Linked DNA regions of Homo sapiens: regions 2 and 3 are each linked to region 1. Evidence: chromatin loops called from intact Hi-C (ENCODE). Cell type or tissue: ascending aorta. All regions are shown on one strand.

What was found. Peaks named below come from ENCODE experiments on the same cell type or tissue, not always from the same donor. Only the 100,000 strongest peaks of a DNase experiment are listed, where the experiment ranks them.
Region 2: a loop joins it to region 1, with 2.1 times the contacts of the local background. A loop is called at or near these places in 4 of 110 quality-filtered maps.
Region 3: a loop joins it to region 1, with 2.9 times the contacts of the local background. A loop is called at or near these places in 62 of 110 quality-filtered maps.

What each region holds. Positions count from the first base shown.
Region 1 is chr3:149,654,680-149,662,679 of GRCh38, forward strand. WWTR1 (WW domain containing transcription regulator 1) reads right to left here and starts at 3,346. Exons shown (of 7, transcript NM_015472.6): 1 at 3,086-3,346; 2 at 2,197-2,630. The coding sequence starts at 2,627. It overlaps WWTR1-AS1 (WWTR1 antisense RNA 1), which reads left to right and starts at 3,531. Exons shown (of 3, transcript NR_040250.1): 1 at 3,531-4,029; 2 at 4,699-5,640; 3 at 6,427-6,685. RefSeq lists enhancers at 3,173-3,752, 3,360-3,429, 3,990-4,199 and a silencer at 3,660-3,819. In ascending aorta, a CTCF peak has its summit at 3,870; DNase peaks (open chromatin) are centred at 2,405, 2,832, 3,432, 3,912 and 1 weaker place; H3K4me3 peaks cover 4,586 bases; H3K27ac peaks cover 6,673 bases.
Region 2 is chr3:149,389,270-149,397,269 of GRCh38, forward strand. It overlaps LOC105374151 (a long non-coding RNA gene), which reads right to left. Exons shown (of 3, transcript XR_924574.3): 3 at 4,143-4,332. Among named protein-coding and RNA genes, the nearest start is that of TM4SF1-AS1, 15 kb to the left of the region's middle. In ascending aorta, a CTCF peak has its summit at 4,271 (motif pointing right); DNase peaks (open chromatin) are centred at 4,292 and 6,612; H3K27ac peaks cover 2,411 bases.
Region 3 is chr3:149,569,655-149,577,654 of GRCh38, forward strand. It overlaps WWTR1 (WW domain containing transcription regulator 1), which reads right to left. Exons shown (of 7, transcript NM_015472.6): 3 at 3,210-3,346. Among named protein-coding and RNA genes, the nearest start is that of WWTR1-IT1, 78 kb to the right of the region's middle. RefSeq lists enhancers at 4,515-5,141, 5,142-5,768, 5,769-6,395. In ascending aorta, no CTCF peak of the experiment used is centred here; DNase peaks (open chromatin) are centred at 3,257, 6,147 and 6,737; H3K4me3 peaks cover 1,571 bases; H3K27ac peaks cover 7,307 bases.

The DNA.
Region 1 (8,000 bases):
GTTTTGCTTTTGTTTCAGGGTCTTTTTCGTCTAGTTTTCCTCAGATATTAGGCAAGCCTAGCTCCTATTTCATATTTTTAATAATCACAGTTATACTGATCATATACCATACGTATGTGTGTATATATTCATAAACACAGTTTAGAAATCATGTAGGGCTGGGGCCAGGCGTGGTGGCTCACACCTGTAATTCCAGCACTTTGGGAGGCCGAGGCGGGCAGATCACGAGGTCAGGAGATAGAGACCATCCTGGCTAACATGTTGAAACCCCGTCTCTACTAAAAAAAATACAAAAAAGTAGCCGGGCTTGGTGGCGGGTGCCTGTAGTCCCAGCTACTCGGGAGGCTGAGGCAGGAGAATGGCGTGAACCCGGTAGGCGGAGCTTGCAGTGAGCCTAGATCGCGCCACTGCACTCCAGCCTGGGCGACAGAGCGAGACTCCATCTAAAAAAGAAAGAAAGAAAGAAAGAAAGAAATCATGTAGGGCTGGGCATGGTGGCTCAAGCCTGTAATCCCAGCACTTTAGGAGGCCGAGGCAGGCAGATCACTTGAGGTCAGGAGTTCAAGACCAGCCTGGCCAACATGGTGAAACCTCGTCTCTACTAAAAATACAAAAATTAGCCAGGCGTGGTGGTGGGTGCCTGTAATCCCAGCTACTCAGGAGGCTGAGGCAGAAGAATTGCTTGAACCCAGGGGGCGGAGGTTGCAGTGAGCCGAGATTGTGCCACTGCACTCCAGCGTGGGCGACAGAGTGAGACTTTGTCTCAAAAACAAAAACAAACAACAAACAACAACAACAAAAGTCATGTTATTACATCATATTCTTGACTCCACCAGCTACTTAGAAGTCAAAGGACTGAGCACATGTCCAAACTATCACTCAATAACCCAGAGAAGACCAGCTGTGGCATAAATGACCATCAAGTCTGTTTCAGAATCTCAGCATTACACCAATCTCAGAAACAACAAAAGAACTCCTTGGACAAGATATCAACAGCCTTGAGATGGGGAAGTAATAAGAATTGGTCACTGGTATGAATCAATGGGCTCACTATAGTAAACTTCATCCATCACTGTGTATTCATTCTTAGGGCTCTCTCATAGCAATCAGAGCATCAAATATTAGTGCCAAAGAAAGGCTTGATTAAACTTTTAAAATTGTACATAGTGTCTTCACTTTTGCACTAAGGCTACTCTACTAAAGAAATATGGGCTTTAAAATGAAGTCTAAGTCAAGTTCTTAGGAGAGGAGTTTCCCTCACTGGCAGTGCAGGCAATCCTGAAACAAGTGGTTAGGCTGGCACAACCTCCATCTTTGATAGCCTGACCCTATGACCTCAATGGAACATTTCAAGTTCCAGCCTGGTTTCTCCTGAGGAATGTAGTTATCTTAGGGTACCACAATTGAAACAACCTCCTCTAGTGTTTGAGAATATATTTTCCTGTGGGGTGTAATTTGAAAATTTCAACTAATGTAAAATTCATGACATCAAAAAGCTGGAACAATGTGAAAGGAAGAAGAGTGACAAAGCAGGCTTGTGATTTGATGGTATTTTAGGTTAACAAGTTTAATGTAATAAAACTCCTAACAATTTCCACACGATTGATTTGTCCAGCCCACAACTACTCCACCACACAGTTGCTAATAACATCACTGTGCTGTGTGGTCATTATGTCACCCAGCTGGGAGCACTATGGCCTACCAACCACTGTTCACTTTTCCAGCTTGCTTTTCCCAAGAAGATAGAAACTGCAGACCACCTACTTCACCAAAAGTCCCTCTGTTCCCCAAGCTTCACAGCTTTTCTCTGATTTATCTCGGTGTCACATCCCAAAGGGCCTGGCTCTGGACTATCTGACTTAGAGTGGCCAAGGAAGGGACTAAGGGTCTGTGCCCAAGAGTTGGCTTCAGTCCTGCAGATTCAAGGCAAAGTCACCTGTGTGTTTTATGGTGGATGAACTTCACCACTGCTTCTGATCCCTGCTTCTGATCCCTTACAATTCCAACACTCAGAGACTCACTCCCTGCTTCCAGCTCTCCATATCTGTGAAATAACCGTGGAAGGACACGCACCATCTCTCTCTTTCTCTCTCTCTCTCTCTCTCTCTCTCTCACACACACACACACACACACACGAACACACGCGCGCGTTGGGCACTGTGACTTGGTGCCTTCTTCGGCTCCAGGCTGACTTACTTGAGGAAGTACCTCTGGCCAGTGGCCGTGAAGGTCATCTCCCAGCCCGGGGGCAGTGGCAGCTCGTCGGTCACGTCGTAGGACTGCTGGCGGAGGTGCGCGTGCTGCTGCGCGGGGCTACCCGCAGCACCCGCGCCGGTGCCCAGCTGCAGGGACGCGGGCGACGAGTGCGAGCGGACATGCTGGGCACCCCCAGCCAGTCGAGGCCCCGGGTGGCCGCCCGACGAGTCGGTGCTGGACTGGCGCGAGTGCGAGCCCGAATCAGGCTCCTTAAAGAAAGACTCCGGCAGGATCTTCTTCCGCCACGAGCTAGGCTTCGGATTCATGACAGAGTTGAAGAGGGCTTCGAGGTCTGTGTCTAGGTCCTGCGTGACGTGGATCACTTGCTGCCCAGGCGGCGGGAGCGGAGGGGGCGCCGAGGCCGGATTCATCTTCTGCAAAAAGAAGGTCAGATCAGCCTTTTATTTAAAGTCGGAGGAAGTGGGTAAGAGGGTTACAGGGTGAGAGGGCGAGATGGTGGGAGAAAGAATAGAGGGAAAAGGAAACGAGGAGACAGATAATTGCCCGCCTGGAGATCCCAGACACTCAGCGGTAAGACCAGCAGGATGGGGGAGGGGTCCCTCCTGGCCTCGAGAATTATGCAACTTTCTTGAAGCAAAGAAGTTGCCTGGAGGAGGAGAAGATAGGGCGAGGGGTGGAGGGAATAACTGCACTCGGGGCTTGCTGAACCGCAGGATGGCAAAGGAAAGGTCGCACGATTCCAGGACAGGCAGCCCCCCGAAAGAAGTTCAGCCCGAGCCAACTCCACCACGTCTCGACTCCGGAAGCCCGAGGAGCCTGGAGCCCTGGAGTGGTGCCGGATGAGCGCGCGAGCTCCAGCGGGCACTACCTGGGCGGGCAGCGAAGCTGAGCCTGAGCGCGCGGCGGCCGCCGTCCCGCCCGAACTTGCCGTCGGGCCTGGGTCGCTCGGGTGAGTCCCGAGATTGCGGAGCTGGAGCCGAGGCTTGGCTGACAAATCCCGACCCGACTCTGTGCCTGGCAGTCTAAGGGCTTCGGCTCTCACATCCCCCGAGCTGGCCTAAGGCGCTAGTGCTGGGCGAAAAGGAGGCGCAGGAGAAGCAGACAGCGCGGCCGCAGCAGCTCCCGGACTGTCCCATAAACAAAGTTTGGAGCAAACTCCCACCCCCAGGAAAGAGGCGGGCCCGAAAGTTGAGCTGTTGAATTATGTATGACCTCCTAGTCCCTAGCCGGCCAGCCCCCGCTCGCCCCTCCTCTTCCTCCTCCTCCTCCTCCCACCTCGGCTCCAGAAAACCCTGGGCGTGATGGGTACTTTACTGGGTAAGAGGAGACGGGTGCCCCCCACCCACTCCTCCCGGCCGCGCGGACCTCTCCCGCTCAGACCTGCATCTGCATTCCTTTGAGTTTACCACGGACTTGGGGCGGGATCAAAGGGAAAGTGGCCTGAGCCTGTTTCATCAAGGGGTTGTGGACCGAAACCAAGGCCGGGGGTGGCGGAGGGCACGCGGATGAGGGGCTCAGGCCTAGGAAGGGCCGGTCCTGGACACCGCGCCCTCCCCTGCAGCCAGGCGCCGAGGCCTGCAGCACCCGGAGCGCCGCACTGACCCGCGATTCTGCCCGAAGGCCGGCCCGGGTGCGCCCCGGCGCGGGGAGACACCAACAAGGCCAGCTTTTCCACGAGAGGCTGCTTAGCTCTTGTGACCATATTTGGTCTGGCGAGGAGGCATCTTGGCTGCCTGGCTCTCAATTGTCTGCTAGAGCACAGACGGTGCCCAGAAAGTGCCTCTGTCACTGGAGATGCGGCTTCGCCAACGGGTGGGTTGTAAACAAACAACTTTCAAACCATTCATCAATCCTTAATTTCCTCTACGGGGGTGACTCAGGCCACTAGAGATTGAGAAGAAAAAGCTGGGTGTTGGAAGAGAAGAGCAATTGCACCCCCCTCCCCCGCAACATCCGTGAGGGTTGTGGGAGGATTGGAATGTCCCTGCCGCCCTCCGGGGAGCCTGGAGCCGGGATGGAACCCGAGCAGGTGGCTGGAAGTAGAGAGGGTGCGCCAGTGACCCGAAAAAAGCCACCCACCTTCCCACCAACTAGATCTGGGCGAGGGATGGAGACCCCCTGCCTCTAGCTAAGGGAAGAAGGTCAAGTCTGGCGAAACAGCTGCGGGAAGTAGGAGGAGGCCTTGCCCTTCAGAGCAGCTCAATTTCTTTTCTCTCTGGTTGCCTCTCCACTGAGGGGAAAGGGTGGGGGGAGATGGCGAGGTAAGCCAAATTCCAGGAAGCCCCTACTCCACCCCATTTGATTCAAATAGGAGTTTATTAAGTAAATCAAACGAGACAATGTAAAGCACTTCGCACAGCACCGGGCTGGTTACGTAAGTGTTTGTTAAATAAAAGAGAACTGTATGTTCTTCAAGTTCACGTATTGTGCCTTAATTTTTTTTTTTTTTTTTTTGAGTGACGTCTCCCTCTTGTCCCCCAGGCTTGAGTGCAATAGCTCCATCTCAGCTCACTGCAACCTCCGCCTCCCGGGTTCAAACGATTCTCCTGCCTCTGCCTCCCAAGTAGCTAGGATTAAGACGCCTGCCACCACGCCCAGCTAATTTTTGTATTTTTTAAAAGCAAAAATGGGGTTTCACCATGTTGGCCAGGCTGGTCTCAAATCCTGACTTCAGGTGATCCGCCCGCCTCAGGCTCCCAAAGTGCTGGGATTACAGGCATGAGCCACCGCGCCCAGCCTGCCTTAATATTTTTACAGGGTAAAATAAAGTCGAAGTTAAAATCTGGAGCTGCCTTGGAGGAGAAAAGTTTAAGGAAAAGACAAGGCCACTCATAGTTTTGCCTCGGAAAAGGTAGAATTTTGGGGCCACTCCCTGAATGGCTGCATCCATATCCAAAACAGAACCACCAAAGTGAGCCACTTCCCCTGTTATCTGTACTTGGAGGTGGCTCCAATTCCAGACTCCTCATAGACTGGAAGAAATTAGGGCCATCTTAGACTAAGGCAGGCATACACGTATCATCCTTTTTTTTTTTTTTTTGAGATGGAGTCTCACTCTATTGCCCAGGATGGAGTGCAGTGGCATGATCGCGGCTCACTGCAACCTCTGCCTCCCTGGTTCAAGCAATTATCCTGCCTCAGCCTCCCGAGTAGCTGGGATTCTGTGCAGCAAGTCCTCTGCCCATAGGACTGGCAAAAGGAAAGGGGAAACTAGCACAGGTCACTCCTTGGAAAGTAGAATCTTTGCAAGCTACTCTCAGAAGCCATCACAGTTGCAACAACAGGGGAAATAAGCTATCGAACAAGAGGAAGTGACTGGAACCTAATGATACTAATTCAGAAGTCACAAGGCTGACTTGATGATTAAAAGATGAAAACTTGAGGCCAGCCCTACTCTAGGAAAGTCCTCACTCCCGAAGAAAGGTGAGAATCAGGGTTGGAATTAGATGGGCAGTGAGAATCTGGGTTGGAACTGGATGGGCAAGGATGCAGTCTTCGTTTCTTTCCAAGCTTCAAGAAATAGATAGTGCAACAGATAAAGTAGATGTATGAAACGGAAATTGCCCTTAACACAGGATAACTGAAAAACTCCCAGTTCCCAAATAGCATATAAGATGTAATAGTGAATAATTCAAAAGATTTGCTGTTGTCCCAGCCATTCCAACAACAGCTTCAGATTAAATAACATTTACAGATGTCTTGTATGTATCAGGTACTGCCCGTAAGAGGCAGCACAGTGGATAAGTGTATAATTTCTGGAACAAAACAGCTGAGTCACTTCAGACAAGACATTTAAGCTCTCTATTCTTGGGTTTCCTCCTTTGTAAATTAGGGACAATAACAGTACCCACCCCACAGGATTCTAGGTGAAAACACATACACATTTTATTTGTTGATATTTGATTTAGAACACAATATTTGAAGCTGGCTCTATCTGCTACATTATGCAAGTAGCTTAGCATTCCTAAGTCACAGTTTACTCATTTACAAATTGGAAATAATATTGTGGTAGTCTCTCTGCTGCGTTGCTGCCTTTCAATGGCCCAGCCTCATGTTATTTATACCTTTACGTAGCCCCTTCCACTTAATCTGGACTGGGCCAGTGATTTGCCTTAACCAGGAAAATGTGGCAGTGAAGTTGTGCCACTTCCCTGCCTTTCCCATCCCATCCCCTAGGAAGGTATGGAAGCTTCCACTTTGTACTTTTAGGAGACCTGAGCCACTAAGTAAGAAGTCCAGTTACCCTGTTGGATAAACCACATGGAGAAGGAAAGGCCCTGAGATACTTGGAGAGAGGGAAAAGTCCAGCTGCCCAGCACCTGAGCTGAGCCCAGCCTCAGCCAACCCCACCGGCTGACTGCAAACACATCAGTGACCACCAGTAAGACCAGCAGAGCTGCACAGCCAAGCCCAGCCCAGATTGCAGAATTGTGAGCAAATAAAATGGATATTGCTTTAAGCCACAAAATATTGAAATGTTTTTTAAATGTAGAATGTGCATTCTAAGAATAAAAAGTTGCAAATAAAGTCTTTTTTTTTTTCTCAGACAGGGTTTCACTTTGTTGCCCAGGCTAGAGTGCAATGGCTTGATCTCAGCTCACTGCACCCTTCACCTCCCAGGTTCAAGTGATTCTTGTGCCTCAGCCTCCCGAGTAGTTGGGACTACAGACGTGCACCACCACGCCTGGCTAATTTTTGTATTTTTTTAGTAGAGGCAGGATTTCATCATGTTGGCCAGGCTGATCTTGAACTCCTGGTCTCAAGTGATCCGCCCACCTTGGCCTCCCAAAGTGCTAGGATTATAGGCTTGAGCCACCATGCCCGGCCACAAATAAAGTTTTTTTTTTTTTTTTTGAGACGGAGTCTTACTCTGTCACCTAGGCTGGAGTGCAGTGGCACAATATCAGCTCACCACAACCTCCACCTCCCGGGTTCAAGCGATTCTCCTGCCTCAGCCTCCTGAGTAGCTGGGATTACAGGCACCCACCACCACACCTGGCTAATTTTTGTATATTTAGTAGAGACGGGGTTTCACCATTTGGGCCAGGCTGGTCTTGAACTCCTGACCTTGTGATCCACCCGCCTCCACCTCCCAAAGTGCTGGGATTACAGGCGTGAGCCACCTCGCCCGGCCAAATAAAGCTCTTAACACAAAGCCTGCTTAACATAATAAAGCACTCAACAAATATGGCTGTTTTGTTTCATGGAGACCTAAAGATAAGGAAACTGGATCGATGAGTTAGAAAGTATTTTGTCCAAATATATACAATGAAACCATGTTAAAAAAAAACAAAAAACCCTGAGATTCAGCCCAGGGTTGTAACTCTAGAGCAGAGTGCATTCTCCAGACTGCATCCTGTGTGAGCCAGGAGTTGCTCCCTGGTATTGCCATTTTAAATCGTGTGATACTTTTTGTCTGACTATCTCATAAAGAAACTCCACAGCTTTTATAAGATAATCAGTTGAGAGCACACTCCTGCTGATAGATATGTAAATCTTTCCATTTGCAAACACTTTCCAACAAAGTCCATGCCTGCTTCTAAATCCTCCCCACAACACACTTCCTACTGAAGCTTCTCCTGAGTCATCCCTTTCTCTTCCCTCTGTTCACATCCAATCAGCGGCAAATGCTATTGATTCTTTCTTCTAGTGTCCCCCAAAATCCATGCTTCCCTTCCCACTCTCACGACAGGACCTTATCTCAAAATGCTTGAAGTGGTCTCCTAACTGGTTTCTCTGCCTCCAGTCTCTGTTTTCTGGTCTCCTTCTTTTATGATGTCATT
Region 2 (8,000 bases), 270 kb before region 1:
ATACTAGGAGTCAGGGATTTGGCGGGGACATGATAAAGTTGGCCATGGTGATGCTGTGTTCTCATTGCATCCTATGAGGTGGTTTACCATACCCCTTAGTCTACTACAAGCGATGTTTACTTGAATCACTTGATGAAGGTGGTGTCCACCAGGCTTCTCCAGTGCACTTACTCTTTTCCCCCTTTGTAAATAGTATTTTGTGGGGAGATGCATTCAGACAATGTCAATATTGCTTTTTCATCAAACTTTTAGTTAATATCTCTATGAACTCATGAAGTCCTATTTTGTTCAATGAATTATAATCCATTACTAGTGCTCAAATTGTCCCAGATTTGGCCTGTGAAAGCCCTTTAAAGCTGGCTCCTGTGTCCTTTTCACAGGACATTATTCTTTGGCCACTTCCTTACTTTCTGGATGTATTATTTATATTTTTTATTTTCTGTATATTATAATGTTTTGATTTCTTAAAAATCTTGATTATAGCCTCATAGAATACCCAGCTAAACTGCCCAGTCTTGATCCACAGGAACTGTGAGATAATAATTATGTGTTGCTTTTAGCTGCTATGTGAAAATTGATTGACCGCAATACAGAAAACCAATATAGTTGTTTCTATTTTATTCTTGCCAAAGATGCCTGCAATCTTCACTTGCATCAAGATAACAAAAGTAAGGAAAGACTGAGGAAACATGCTAGGTTGAAGGAGACTGAGGACATATAACCACACAATGCAAGATACTATTTTGAATTGGATACTGGACCGGAGGGAAAACTATTGCTATTAAGGACATTACTCTGACAATTGGTAAAATTTAAAATTGGTAAAATTTAAATATGGACTGTGGGTTAGATAACAGCATTTTATAAATGTTTAATTTCCTCATTTTCATTATTATAGTATGGTGGTTATGTAGAAAATTATAAAGTGAATATGACAAGATGTTAATTTGTGAATGTAGTAAAGGGTATATGGGAGGTATTCGTACTATTCGTGCAACTTGGTAGTAAGTTTGAAGTTATTTCAACATAAAAAGAATAGTCCAGCCATGTTTATTCATACCTGTAATCCCAAGACTTTGGGAGGCCGAGGCAGGAGGATCTCTTCAGCCCAGGAGTTCGAGAATAGCCTGGGCAACACAGTGAGACATCAGGTCTACAAAAATATCAAAAAATTAGTCAGGCATTGTGGCATACACCTGTAGTCCCAGCTACTCAGGAGGCTTAGGTGGGAGGATTGCTTAAGCCCAGGAAGTCAGGGCTGCAGTGAGTTGTGATTGCACCACTTAAGCCTGGGTGACAGAGTGAAAAAATAAAAAATAAAAAAAATTTATATTGTTAGATTTTATTTTTAGAATAGTATTGGAAATCATTCAAATAGCTCTTTTGCCTCTGTGGGAACTTTAGGGACTTGGGGAGCACTAACATATAAGATACTCACCTACCAGTGTCACATAGGTATAAAGAGCATGAATGATACATAACCTTTTATCACATTATATAGGTTTTGTGTGTTGTCAGGAATTTGATGTCAAGGCTTCCCTTTATGACTAATTCTTATGTGTCATTCACCTAGAAGCAATAATCCTTGGATTGGTGTGCAGTAAATTTGGTGTGACAACAATGTTGTCATTGGTAGACCCTGATGAGACACAGTCCAGCTCTCTTTCTGGCCTGAGGCCCTTGTTCCTCCTCCTGCTGACAGCGTGCTATGAGTGTTAGCCATCCACAGCCCAGACTCTCTCAGGGACTGCCCTCTGCCTAAGGAAGCTGCGTCACCCAAGCCATGGCCCCTCCCTGAGGAGAAGCCATCTCTAACCACTGAGGAGGCGGACTATACCTGGCTTCCTTGCCTCAAGTGACAAACTCGGTAGGGCCATCCTAGCTCCACAGCTGTCTGTGGGGTTGGCCGAGGCCTCCGTTGAACTGCATCAGAGTTCATCTGCTGCCCAGCCCTGCTTCTCTCACTCCTCTCCCCTCATAGGGATGATCCTGAGGGCACTCCCTGAGAGACAACCTGCAAGCTCATCTCCACCCACAATCTGTTTCCCAGGGAAGCCCGTAGTCAGCACATGCCTTCTCCAAACCCATCAACTCACCTCCCGAACCCCAGGCTGCCCGACGACATTGCTGCTGCTTCCTATGGAATGCAGACAGGAACATTTCTGATCCATAAGGAACATGAATTTTTAAATTCCGATTAAAAAAAATCCCAACACATGTATAGGGCCTAAAAGAAATGAGTTAGTTCAACTCCCTACTGCCAAATTTGGCAAAAAAAAAAAAAAAAAAAAACCAACAAAACAAAAGGGTATTTCTCAGACCCTCTTGTGATACAATGTCCCTTTTCAGGACAAATTGATGTTTAATGATTTTGTTTACTTAAAAAAAATTTAACATATACAAAATTAGAATAATATAAAGCCCCATCGATTTCCCTCACCTGGCTCCAACAATTATCCGTGACCAATCTATCTGCTTTGATACCTCAACTATTCCCACATTATTTGAAGCATATTCCAGATATAGTATTATTTCATCTGTTTTTTAGTATCTTTAGAAGAGAATGAACACTTTGAAAAAACATAATCCTCATAGCATTATGTAAAATATTACAAATTAGTAAAACAAGTTCTTTAATATCATCAAATATCCTTTCAGTGTTGAAATTTCCAGTTGTTTCGTAAATATTATAAAAGTTGCTTTGTTTATACAGTTTGTATATCTGAATCAAAATCCAAATAAGGTCTGCGTATCATGATTGGTTGATAGTCTCTGAAGTTTCCCCTCCACCTACCTCTTTTTCTCTCCCTTTCAGTTGCTTTGTTGAAGAAAGCTGTAGAGTTTCCCGCAGTCCACAGACTGGAAACCTCTTCTATTGCTTAACACGCCAATTGGCCGTTGGACCTGGACACTTCATCAGATTCAAAGTTTTTTGGTTCTTTTTTTTTTTTCCTGTATTTGGCAAAACCACTTTTTATGTGGGATTGCGCTTTTTCATTAGGATGCACCTAAGGCCAAGTTGTTTTCCTTTTGGTAAAGCTCACAGCTGTGGGTGGCCAATGCCTGGGTATAATCATTCATTAGGAATTATGAATTTTCTCATTCTGTTTTAATTTATTAGCTGGATTACTTTTTATGAAAGGAAACTTCTCCTTGTCTATTATTTGATGACCTGGAGACTCAGTTTGCATTAAAAAGTTAGAATAGGGCCGGGTGCCCTGTAATCCCAGCACTTTGGGAGGCCAAGGTGGGCAGATCACCTGAGGTCGGGAGTTTGAGACCAGCCTGACCAACATGGAGAAACCTTGTGTCTACTAAAAATACAAAATTAGCCGGGAGTGGTGGTGCATGCCTGTAATCCCAGCTACTTGGGAGGCTGAGGCAGGAGAATTGCTTTAACCCGGGAGGAGGAGGTTGCAGTGAGCCGAGATCGCACCATTGCACTCCAGCCTAGGCAACAAGAGCAAAACTCTGTCTCAAAAAAAAAAAAAAAAGTTACAATAAATGCTAGATTCTTTGCCTGGATTTACCAATTTTTAAAATAATTTGTTAGTTCCCCATCATCTACCCAGTATGACCAATTAATTTTCATTTTGTTTAACATTAGTATGAACTTTATGCATTCATAATGTATTTCATCATAGCCATTGCAGTTATTATCTTTATTGATGCTTAAGTTGCTCTGTCTTTGGTCAGTAGAAGCCTCTTCAAGTTAGTTCATGAGTCCTTTTGCCATGGCCCTAGTCATCTTCGTACCTTTCTTGCTATGTGGTATTAATAAGAGGTGCCAGGCTCATCTTGTACATTTCCTGCCCGAGACCTGCACTCAGTCATTTCTCTAAGAAGTCCTGGTTCTTTTTGAATAGTATTTCAAAACCATCATATAGGCTCAAGGAGGAGTGCCCCGTAATTTTTTTAACTTTTATTTGAAATTTTATCATGTATATTTATTATTTTATTTATTCCACACAAATTATACATAAGTACACAGGTGAAAAAAAAGTCAAAGTAAAAAATTTTCCCACGCCTTTCCCATGCTACTTCCTCTGCCAGAGATAACTATAGTTAGCAATTTGTTGTGAATTCTTCTAGAGTTTTTCTTAGATAGTATTGTTACCTAAATAAGACTAAGGCACTTAAGATTCCAGATTATATTTTAATCTATTTGGAATATTCAAAGAAACAGAAGTCTGAGAGAAAAATATAATGGACTGCAATTTAAATCTTCTTTGGGATCAACAGCCAGAGCCTCCGCATTGCCAACTCCAGGGGGTGCTGTGTACATTCAGGTCTCTGTGACTGATGTCCCCTGGCGTTTGCAACACAGCAAACCTGCTAACAAACCAATAGTACAATGAGCAAGGGGTATGAACACACAGAAAAGAAGATGGTTCATAAATATATGAAAAGATGTTCAAATTTGCTTTTGACAAGAGAGTGCAAAATAAAACCACCAAAATATTATTTTTCATCTCTCGGATTGGCAAGGATTAAAATGCTTGTTAACATACCCTTATTCAGTGTTGGTAGAACGACTGCATTTTCAGCAGTTTGGCAATATGTATTCAATTATAAATTTATTTGCAGTTGCTAATTTAAAACACTTCTAAAAATATACCCTACACATACACTTGAGTGTTTGGGAAATGATGTATGTATAAGGCAGGGTTTCTTAACTCTAAGTAAAATTTGTCATTTCCTTTAATTATGAAAGCAAGCAGGAAACCATGATAGTATCAGCCTATGCCTTTGTTACCAATAAAATCACAGATATTTTACATCACATTACAATTGTTGCAGATATTTTGAAACAGCATTTATGCTCACTCATATTTTGAAATTACAAGAATTTGATCCACTGCTAGATCTTATTAAGTTTTAATAAATAAGTACATATATTTCTAAATAAATGTTTATATAAAGAATATTTTGATACCTATATATCAGCATAATTGGTTTCCTTTTAATCCTGAGAATTTTGCATGCACTTGAAAATATTTTATTAAGAAGAAATTAATAGGCTTCACCAGACTGCCAAAGGGGTTCATGACACAAAATAAATTAAAAATTTACAGCATCGTGTATATAATAGCAAATGATCAAAGCAACCAAAAGTGGAAACTGACCAAAAACCATTTGTACCTTGCTATAGTGAATACTCTGCAGCTGAAAAAAAAAAGGAATGAAGAATCTGCCTAATAAAATGAAACAATATCCAAGATATTTTACAGAGAGTAAAGCAGGATACAAAATAATTTATGTAGCAAGCTGCTACTTGTTTAAAAAAAATGAAAGAGAGAGTGAATATATACAAATGTCTGTTTGCTTGTATGTGCATAAAATAGCTCTGGAGGACACACAGTAAACTGATAATATTGGTGGCTTCTGGGGATGAGAACTGGGTGGTTTGGGGCTGGAGTGTTATGGAGACTTTTTCCTGATAAAACCTACAGGACCTTTAAAAATTTTGAACCTTGCAAAAGTATAATCTATTCAAAAATTAAATTTAAAAAAGGGAACACTTAAGAACTCCTTACTGGAGTCTGTACAGGAGATTCATACATAGCCCCAAGGCAACACCTGGTCGAGTCCTGTCTCTCCTCCTCTGTGGAGCCTCAGCCTGCTCTGCAGCAAGCCTTGTAGCTTCTATGCCCTCAATCTCCTATTCTGAACCCCCAATCATAACTTTCTCTCTAAGGCTTCTTTGGCTCTTGCCTTTTCCAACACCTTTAGCATTTTCTCATTAGCCTAGTCTAATGCAGAACAAGCGCACTCCAGCCCTGTCTCTCTATTTTTGCTGCACACAAATTGTTACAAGTCAACTAGGCATTGGTGGAACTGTTCTTAATGGGCAATGAAGTATGTGAATATTCACAAGTTTTTTGTTTCAAATATTTTTTATGTTTTCATAATATAATTATTTTAAAATAAAATCCTATTCATAGAATGAGGGTAAATTTTTAGTTTGTTGGTCACAAGTGGGGCCTAATCACTACTAGTTGTAAGAGGTCATAAATATTATGGGATTAGATCACTGAAATATTTCATCTTCCCAAAACTCCTCTGATAAATTTTCCACTCTTTCAAAAATGAAGCCAAGTTTCAGCACAGTACAGTGATGACCACCCTTGTCCAATACATCTTTGGCAATATAGGGTAAATTTATACTATAAAAGTAAAATATTTTGAAGAAAACGTTAATGCCAAGCCCTGAGTGATGATACTAGCATGAGTAATGATTGCCAAAATTATGCAAGTTTCAAAACAAATTTAAGCAGGGTTTATAAATATTTGTTTAGAGCCTTATAACAAATGCTGACTCTTCTTGAGATTTGTGTCAGCAGAAGGAAGCCTGCTATATTTTTGGAAAATATTTTGTTTAAAAGGTTCTTTGTATGATCAACAAAACTATAGCAAGGTCTTTCCAAAAGAATCTGCATGAACAAATAATTTAAAATTAAAATATAACCTTATTATTTTTACGGCGGACTCTGGGAAAATATCTGAGTTCTCAACAGAAACTGCCAGTTTGTTGTTGAGTGAGAGATGTGTTTTCTTTGGAGTCATGAACAGGATGAAGAAAACTGGGACAACTGCCAAGACTGGGCTTTGGGTATCTCCATGCTGCAGAACAGAACAGGGCAGCCAGTGGATGTGGTGGGGGTGGGATTTAGAGAGGAGAGGGATAAAATTTCCTGTGGCTTCTGAAGAGCTGAATAACAAGGTCAGTTATTAAGAAAGGAATAACTGGTATTTCCAGCTTCTTTTCTCATCCATGACACCTAGTACAAAAGTTTTCCCAGATTGCGTTCACAAAGGAGGGGCATGGAGGTTAAGTCTTCGGAGTTGAAGACACAGAAGCTACCCAATTTAAGGAAACATTTGATTTTCCTCAGGCTAGGAGTGGGGAGTGTGCACAGGAATCAGGCAGGTTTCTGGAAGGGCCTTGGCTTCTTCATACACGTGTGCTAGCCAGGAATTATTTTGGGATGTGCTTTAGAAGCTCAACACTTAACGCCAAGCTCACAGGAGACATTGAGATCCTGAAGGTCTCTGTGAACCTGTGTGTGGTCAAGGAGTGGACCACCCTGAGGTGCATCTCTGGTCTGGCTGGAACATATGGCCTGTCCAATGCTTTCAAACACTGGTGAGCCACCGAAGACTCTGACAAGGAACCTGCAAGCTTCTGTCACTCCAAACACTAGGAGATTTTTGGATGAACACCAAAGCCGCCAAATATTACTGAGATTGAATTTTCTACCGTCACATGAGTGAAAGTACAGAACTAATTTTTCTGTCACATTTACACACCAGAAAGTGGCACAGTGACATTCGTACCTGCTATATTGGAAGTATTTCTATGCAGTCAAGTTTAAAGTTCACCTTCCCTGGGCTACTACTGCTCCCATGCAAACACACATGCACGCACACACTTCTGTCAACATCTTAGAAGTAAGATCGGCTGGGGCTGGCTAACCTCCCTACCCTTCTTTACATACCCTTCAGTCTTCATGTTGCCTGTCTCATTTGTCTCCTTTTACTTGTTGGCCTCGTTCATTTTTCATTCAATTAATTCTGCAGAAAATCTAAAGAACCTAATATTTGCCTGTAACTCAAGGGCATAATTTCGGTCTCAAAATGGTCACGGTCTAGAGTTTGATGTTGAGTCGAGGGTAGAAGGGTATGGTGGGAGGACATGAGAGCAGTGCCTGCCCATGGAAGGAGGACAGGGGATTTTAGCAGTACAGAGGAGTAGGTAACCCAATCTGGAACAAGAGTAGGGGTCAGGTGAAAATTTTACAAGAAACTGATGACTTAGTATTAGCAGATCTTAAGTTGCAGAGAGTAAATAGGGACAAGAAGAGCATTCTAGGGAGATAGATTAGTCAGGAAAATTCATGGGGACATGAAAAATATGGTCTGCTTCCTGAACCTCAGAGTTTAGCATTGTAAAAATATAAGCTCCAGGGGGAGCAACCAAACACTCTTTCTCCCCATTC
Region 3 (8,000 bases), 85 kb before region 1:
TTCTATCATCTGATAGTAATGCTATTAACTGTATTTTGACATCCTTTTCACATGTATATAAATGCCTTGCATTAAAGAAGACCTATCACTTTAGTTCACTTATTTGACAGCTACATTCCATTGAAAAGTACCAAAGTTCTAGATTTAAGAAGAAGGAAGAGTGGGAGGAGAAGAATCTGCTCTTTTCTTTTTCTAGTTTTTAAGAGTTGGGGGTCTCACTATGTTGCCCAGGCTGGCCTCAAACTCCTATGCCCAAGAGATCCTCCCACCTCAGAGCCTTCCAAGTAGCTGGGACTACAGGGATGCACCTCTACACCCAGCTCTGCTCTTTTTATTTTTATATGTTTAAAGATATATAATAAAGACTATGAACCACAGGCAGAGTTATGGCTTGAAATGAAATAGTCTGAGTAAATCATTTATTATTCTGACTGTATTGAGACTCTCTAAATTAAGTCCTGGTCTTTGGAACTTACTTGGCATTCCAAGTTGTATTTCCATCCTTCAGACACATCTGTGATTCTCCATAAGCTAGAAACACACTTTGCAATGGGCAAATACACAAATATTGTTGGAAAAACCCCAGAATGTGCGTCTTGAGAAATTCACTGCCTTATTAGAAATCTGGAAACTGCTGGGTGCCGGGTCTCACGCCTGTAGTCCCAGCGCTTTGGGAGGCTGAGGCAAGCGGATCGCCAGGGGTCAGGAGTTCGGGACCAACTTGGCCAACATGGTGAAATCCCGTCTCTACTAAAAATACAAAAATTAGCTGGGCGTGATGATACATGCACATAGTCCCAGCTACTGGGGAAGCTGAGGCATGAGAATTGCTTGAACCAGGAGGCAGAGGTTGCAGTGAGCTGAGATCGTGCCACTGCACTCCAGCCCGGATGACAGGGTGAGCCTCTTTCTCAAAATAATAATAATAATAATAATAATAATAATAATAACAAAAATTAAATAAAAATAGAAATCTGGAAACTAAGGTATTTTACTGAGCTACAGGTAAATTTGTTTCAGAATGTTCAGATTACAACTTCTTTAGATATACTTTACTAGTGCAATTGGACTTTGTGTGTGTGTGTGCATATGCATGCATGTATGCACATACAGGCAGACTCACATGTGCCTTCAATATCTAGTTCCAAGCATTCAAGCTTCTTTTAATTAGTCCACTTCCTACATATCGCACAAATTTTAAAAATTAAGGAGAATGCATAAAAGAACATGACAAAGGATATCCACTCCAGTATTTGTATGCTAGCAACACACTAGTAACAACCTAAATATCTACCAGATAGGAGTTAGTTAAATAAACTAATTATAGCATATTAATATAGTAGACTAATAGGCAAATTTTTAAAAGAATGAAGCAGCTCTATATGTATGGACAGGCAGGTGAAAAAAGCAAGATACAGAACAGTGGTTATGATATGCTAACCTTAGTATGATTAAACATACACACACACACAACTAGAAACACTGGTTGGCTCCAGGAAACAAACTTGGGGACTGAGGAAAGGGAGATTGGAGGAAGTGTTTGAATTTTTTTTTCTTTTCTTTTTTTTTTTTTTTTTTTTTTGTAAACTGGGTTCATGAAAGATTTTTTTCCGATTATAATTGATTACAAAGTTAAAGTTAAAACTTTAATAATCAGTTTTTAGAATTTTCGATGAAAATTAAATGGTTAAACAAACTGTAAAAACCAGTCTAATGCCACCTAATTTGGGGTCTCTTTACTACAGTGGCATCTGATTTCTACACGAGCTCCTGTATATTTGGGACAAAATAACTCACTGGAGGCTTTGGTTTACCACTGCTGGTACCAGAACTGGTTGCATTTTCTTTGATCTGCCCTTTAGATAAGGAACTCCACAGAGGTTGTTCCATGTCATTTGCTTTTTGGAAACTGTACATCTGCAAGCTTTAAAGCAGTAGGTTCAGACTTCCTGGAAGAACTGACACTTGAAGCTGACTAGGGTCTACTTGAGTTCATACTCACTTTGGCTAAGCCACAGTATGAGGGAAGGGTGTCCAGGAATAACGCTTCCATTTTTATCTTGTTCATTCCTGAAAATCCAACAGGAGATTCTTTTCACTCCCTAAAATTAACTGTTCTGTGTATAAAGCATATCTGGATATCTGATCTTAAATGGAAATGTTATCTGAAAATGGCACCAACTTTTCTAAAACTTTAAAATTGGCCCTTTTTTATTTTTAGCCCTGGGGGAGAAGGAAGGGAATGATTACCAAAAAAGCTGACTGGTTCCGTTGCTGCAGTGTATTAATTCACTGGTGATTATCTCTAGTGGGGATAATTTTAGCAGAAAATATTCTCTTCTCAAGTCTAAAATCGCACTTATTAAGTATTGTAAATGAAGTAAAAAGTGAGCCATATTATCCCACGGCAGGTATGGGGAGAAGCCACCTGCAGGTTATGTAATGGTTAACTCCCTTCTAAAATCAGACTAGCCTGCTCTCCAGCTCTGCTCTCCACAAGCTGCAAGACTTTCGGAAAGTTTCTTCATGTATAAACTGGAGAGCCTGCTACTTTTTGCAGGGGTTTTGGAAGGCTTTCATAAGGTAAGGCATGGAAGCACTTGGCATGCTATCTGACACATGTTATGCAGCAATTATGAAAAAAAAAGGAAAAAAGGGAAATAAGGATAGGGATTTGAGACTAGAATTGTACCTGTAGGCAGTCGCCAGGAGCCAAAGTCACCCAAAGCGTGTATGTGTCCTACTTGCCTCAGGCTAGATGAAGACAGGAGGCCTAACTGATTTTTCTACCCCAATTAAGGCCATTGGAGGGAAGGTCAGAACTGTAGTTTAAAACTGAGGCAGCAGTATCATGAGTTGGTGGTAAAGAGACCAAGTAAAGAAGAAAAAGCCGGCAGAAGGGTAACACGGTATTGCAGCCAAGAAGAAGGAGCAAACACCGTCTGGGTGCATGAAGAGACATAGAAACAGCCAGAACCACTTATGAGCCCCGCCACCCCTTGATTGAACACCATTTCTTCAGCTTGGAGTCAAAGCTTGGGGCTCCACCAGGCACAGTGGTTCATGCCTGTTATCGCAGCACTTTGGGAGACTGAGGTGTTAGGATTGTTTGAGCCCACGAGTTCAACACCAGCCTGGGCAACAAAGGGAGACCCCAACTCTACAAAAAAAAAATATCTTTTTTAATTTTAAAAAAGCTTGAGGCTTACCGAGATTTGGCTGGGATACTGCCATGGACCTCTGAGGCACTGGTGTGGAACTGACGGCAGGGTGGAGGTTCATATGATTCAGAGGCTGATTCATCGCCTTCCTAGGGTCTTGCCATGTGGTGATTTTTTCTATGTGACTAAAAGAAGGAAAACAATTAATTATCTTTTTAATTGTCAGCATCATTATCATCATCACCAACAACAGCATAATAGTTAATGACACTAATTCTTCCCTTAGGATCTGCTTGAGTGGTTGATAGATTGTGCTTGGTTTCATCCAAGGACATACTTGCCTATTTTTCCCTGCATCCTGGTTAGGCCACACTGGGGATTCTGCAAGCAGCTCTCTAAACACAAGCCCAAGACATCGCTGTCCAGACAGCCCTTGCATGCAGTGAGCCCCAGTGAACTTCCCCTCGGCCCGTGGAGCTTGTATTCCCCAGCACCTCAGTTGCTTCTCAGCCATCCAATCACTGGAGTGCCATAGTGTGAGCTCCTTCCTGGAAGGGGAGCCATGCTCACCTTCCCAGCCAGTACCCCATACTCTCCTGACTCATAGAATTGACATAATGAGGATCCCTTTGGCTGTCATCAAGCAAAAGATGGGCCCATGAAACCAGCTTCTGAACACCACATTAGTGAGCTCTCACAGTAGGAGTGTAAGGTATTTCAAGGTCCCCAAAGGTGACACATAAAACCCTCAAGAAGCTCACTGTCACCAAGCAAGGTGACAATAGGGTAGCTGGAAGGCAGAGTATTAGAAAATAATAGTAGGAAAGTCAACTAGTGCCAGCTTATGGAGAAACTTAGATATTGAGGCATGAAGGTTTACAAGGGAGAAGACATGATTACATGTTTGATCACATACAACTTCCAGTTTGTTACTGTGACTTAATCACAGAGAAACTAACCCAACATGAAACATGAGCTTCTGCTCAGAGTTTCCAGTACATTCTAAGAAAGGTGGACATGGCCTCCAGCTTTGCCTACCACCTTCCAAATCACATTGCAGGTCACTCCTGGTACCTTAGAGACTCTGTCCCACTCCATCAAACTCTTCCTTTAGTGAAAGTTTGTGATATATATATATATATGATGAGTAGATTCATCCCGTTCCTCTACTTTGTTTTATAAACAGTATCAGAAATCTTCCTTCTCCTCCTTCTCCTTCTTTTTTGTTTTTTCGAGACATGATCTTGCTCTGTTACCCAGGCTGGAGTACAGTGGCATAATCATGGCCCATTGCAGCCCCGACATCCTGGGCTGAAGCAATCTTCCCACCTTGGCCTACTGAGTACCTGGGACCACAGGCACCTGCGACCACACCTGGCTCATTTTTTTTAAAAAATTTTTTTTGTAGAGGTGGGTGTCTCCTTATGTTGCCCAGGCTGGTCTCGAACTCCTGAGCTCAAGTGATCCTCCCACCTCAGTCTCCCAAAGTGCTGGGATTACAGGCACAAGCCACCGCACCCAGCCCAGTATCAGAGATCTTTCCATATCCATCAAAGACAACAAACATGATAGAAGAAACTGAATGTTAGCCCTTTGTTTTGGGCCTCACAACCAGGTGGGTCTCTTCCAGTCAGGCCCCCACCATTGACCTTCCTTAGACATACAACAAAAGGAGCATGATTGTTGTTTCTGTTAAACACACCTCACTTTTGAATAACAATGGCCTCCTTTGAATCTTTAAGGTAGGAAACCACTTTTACTTTCGTTATGTTTAATCAGTCTAGAAACTTCCTTGCATTGAAGTTGTATTTGTCTTGTTTTCTTTTCAGTCTGTCTCCTCATTTTTAAATGCTTCCTCTGCTAAAATTGTTATTCAGATTTCTTAATGCAAGACTTGAAGGTATTGCCAAGGGGAACTCATCCATTGCCTTGCGTGAAAACTTGGGTCTAAAGGTCTAAGGTTTTAGAATAAATGTGATTAAAAAAAAAAAAAAAAAGGCCGGGGGCGGTGGCTCACGCCTCTAATCCCAGCACTTTGGGAGGCCGAGGCGGGTGGATCACCACAGGTCAAGAGTTCGAGACCAGCCTGGCCAACATGGTGAAACCCCAGCTCTATTAAAAATATAAAAAGTAGCCGGCATGGTGATGCACGCGTGTAACCCCAGCTACTCGGGAGGCTGAGACAGGAGAATCGCTTGAACCCGGGAGGTGGAGGTTGCAGTGAGTTGGGATCATGCCACTGCACTCCAGCCTAGGCAGCAGAGTGAGACTCCATCCCCCCCAAAAAAAAAAGATGGGGAAATACTGAAGTAAAGAGATGAAAATCATTTCCCTAAGTATAAAGTAAATAATAATAAAAACAATAGTTTTAGTTTACACTTTCAGTTTCACAATTGTAGTTCTGTTTAAAGCTTTCATAAAATCCATCAACTTCTGGGCAGGTGGAAACTCATAGCCAGCCTCAGGCTTGTCACAGGCCTTCCAAGTGAGGAACTAATTGATGAGGATGTCAAAATTAAGTAACTCCCTTTAGCAAAATAATTAGACCTAAGAAATGCTTTGATTATTCCTTCAGAACTCATTCTATTAAAGCAGCATGTTTTCCAAGGCAGACATGTGCTACATAAATAGTTTTCACTCTGGTACCAGAAGGAAAAGAATCCTTCTCTCTTTCATAAACCTTTCTTAGACTCTCTGACATCATGGATATTGATGCTGTGCTAGAACCAACATCAGCACAGGCCCCGGTGAGATGTGGAAATATACATCATTTGCTGGAAGATGTTCAAGGACACTTCCGTGGTCAGAATTTCAGCTACCAGCTCTAGGAATAATACAGGAGCTGGAATGATGCATTCCTAAATGCTCGTCCCCCACTCTCCCCTCCCGTTCTGAACAAGTGGGCTGTGGCTCCTGAATGCGGCAAGAGCAGGAACATCTAGCATAGGAAGCCCAGCATCTGAAGTGGCAGATGAGCTCATCTTGCCCCAGGAGTGCCAGCACAGCTTGCCAGCCTAAATCCCCTGGGACAGAGTGTGGGGCCTTCTGGGTGGACCTCATCCTGACAGTTCTGACCGAGCTTACCCATGGCTTGAAGTCCCAGCACTCCTGCAGTGCAGTGGGAGCCTCCACGGCCCACCCTTCAAACTCCACACCCAGCCAACACATTTAAAGGAGTTTTGTTCCCAGTGGATTTGTTAATTAAAAGTGTCACTCACAGCATTCCCCAAAGGCTGGAGTACAAGAGGGAGCCTTTCTTAAGTGAGCAGTTCTCATTGCTCCAAAACAACTCTGAGAAGAAAGCCCAAATTCCTGGCTCTGCAGACCAGTCGACCTGACATCAGCTGTAAGGCTGCGCTAACATGGTGTCAAGAGTGGCTCCCAGGCTGAATGCAACAAGTAAGAGTGAGCTATTGCTCACAAGAGGCACTTAATACAGCCTTGATGATTTCATCTGAAAACTAAATTCTCCTATTGTTCTAATCACTTAGTGCCTCAGGCTCCAGCTCCCCCTACTTCCCACCACTTCCCAAACCCAGGATACGCCATTCACTCTTTCACTCTGCTGTCTCATCTCTGCTCCCTCTCTCAATGTTACTGAGTCATTTCCTTTCTCGTATTTCACAGTGTAATCTCAGTGTTTGCCAGGACCCACAATTTAGCTAGATTAATCCCCACTTCCCCGCTACTCCCACCTCCTTCCTGGCTTCACTCCCTTGCTTAGTCTACTTCAAGAAAAACTCTCTGCTGTTTTAAAAGTATAACTTCCCTTGGAAATGCACACACATATACAAATATATTTAACCTGCCTATATATGTGTATTGTATAAATACATACACTGTACAGGTTTCATATTTGAAAATGGAACAAAAAAGGAAAAAGAAACATATCAAACTATTTATGGTGATATATGCAAATAACAGGCTCACTGGTAATTTTTTTTTTCTTATCTAAACTGCTTTGTACTTTCCAGATTTTTAGCAGTGATTATGTATTGTTTTCACAACCAGTAAAAACAAAAATACTAATGAAGGTACAAAAAGACAAAAAAGAAAATTGATGCATGAATACACAGGTCATAAGGTATAAGCAGCACTTTGGGAGGCCGAGGTGGGCAGATCACCTGAGGTTGGGAGTTCGAGACCAGCCTGACCAACATGGAGAAGCCCTGTCTCTACTAAAAATACAAAATTAGCCGGCTGTGGTGGCACATGCCTGTAATCCCAGCTACTCAGGAGGCTGAGGCAGGAGAATTGCTTGAACCCAGGAGGCGGAGATTGTGGTGAGCCGAGATCGCACCATTGCACTCCAGCCTGGGCAACAAGAGAGAAACTCAGTCTCAAAGAACAAACAAACAAACAAACAAAAAGAGTTCCTGAAGATAAACTACACTTTTGGCTCCTATCTTCGTGTGGCTCAAATCAGGGGACAAATGGAATCAATCACCTGATCCCATGCTGTTTATAAAGAAAAAGAATAGCAGTTCCTACGGGGAAGAAAAGCTTTTCTTGACAGTAAACATTTTTTTCCTCGACTTAAAAAAAAGAAAAATCCTCTACAAGTGCTTCCCATGGAGAGCCCTGGTGGTATGTGGGGTTAACGGTACCTGTAACAAATATAAGCGGGAGTGGGCTTTTTCCCCTTCCTTCAAGAGCCCCTTGGACCACTACTTCCCAGACAGCCTCCTTCTCTCAGTCCCAGAAAGACCAACCAATTCCTGGCCTCCAATTACATTATGAGTCTCTGCTTAGAGAACTGCCCAGGTTGGACAAAAGCATGGAGTTTGCTAAGGGGCAAGAAAGGTCACCACGTCTCTGAGAAGATATTTGGCTGGAAAT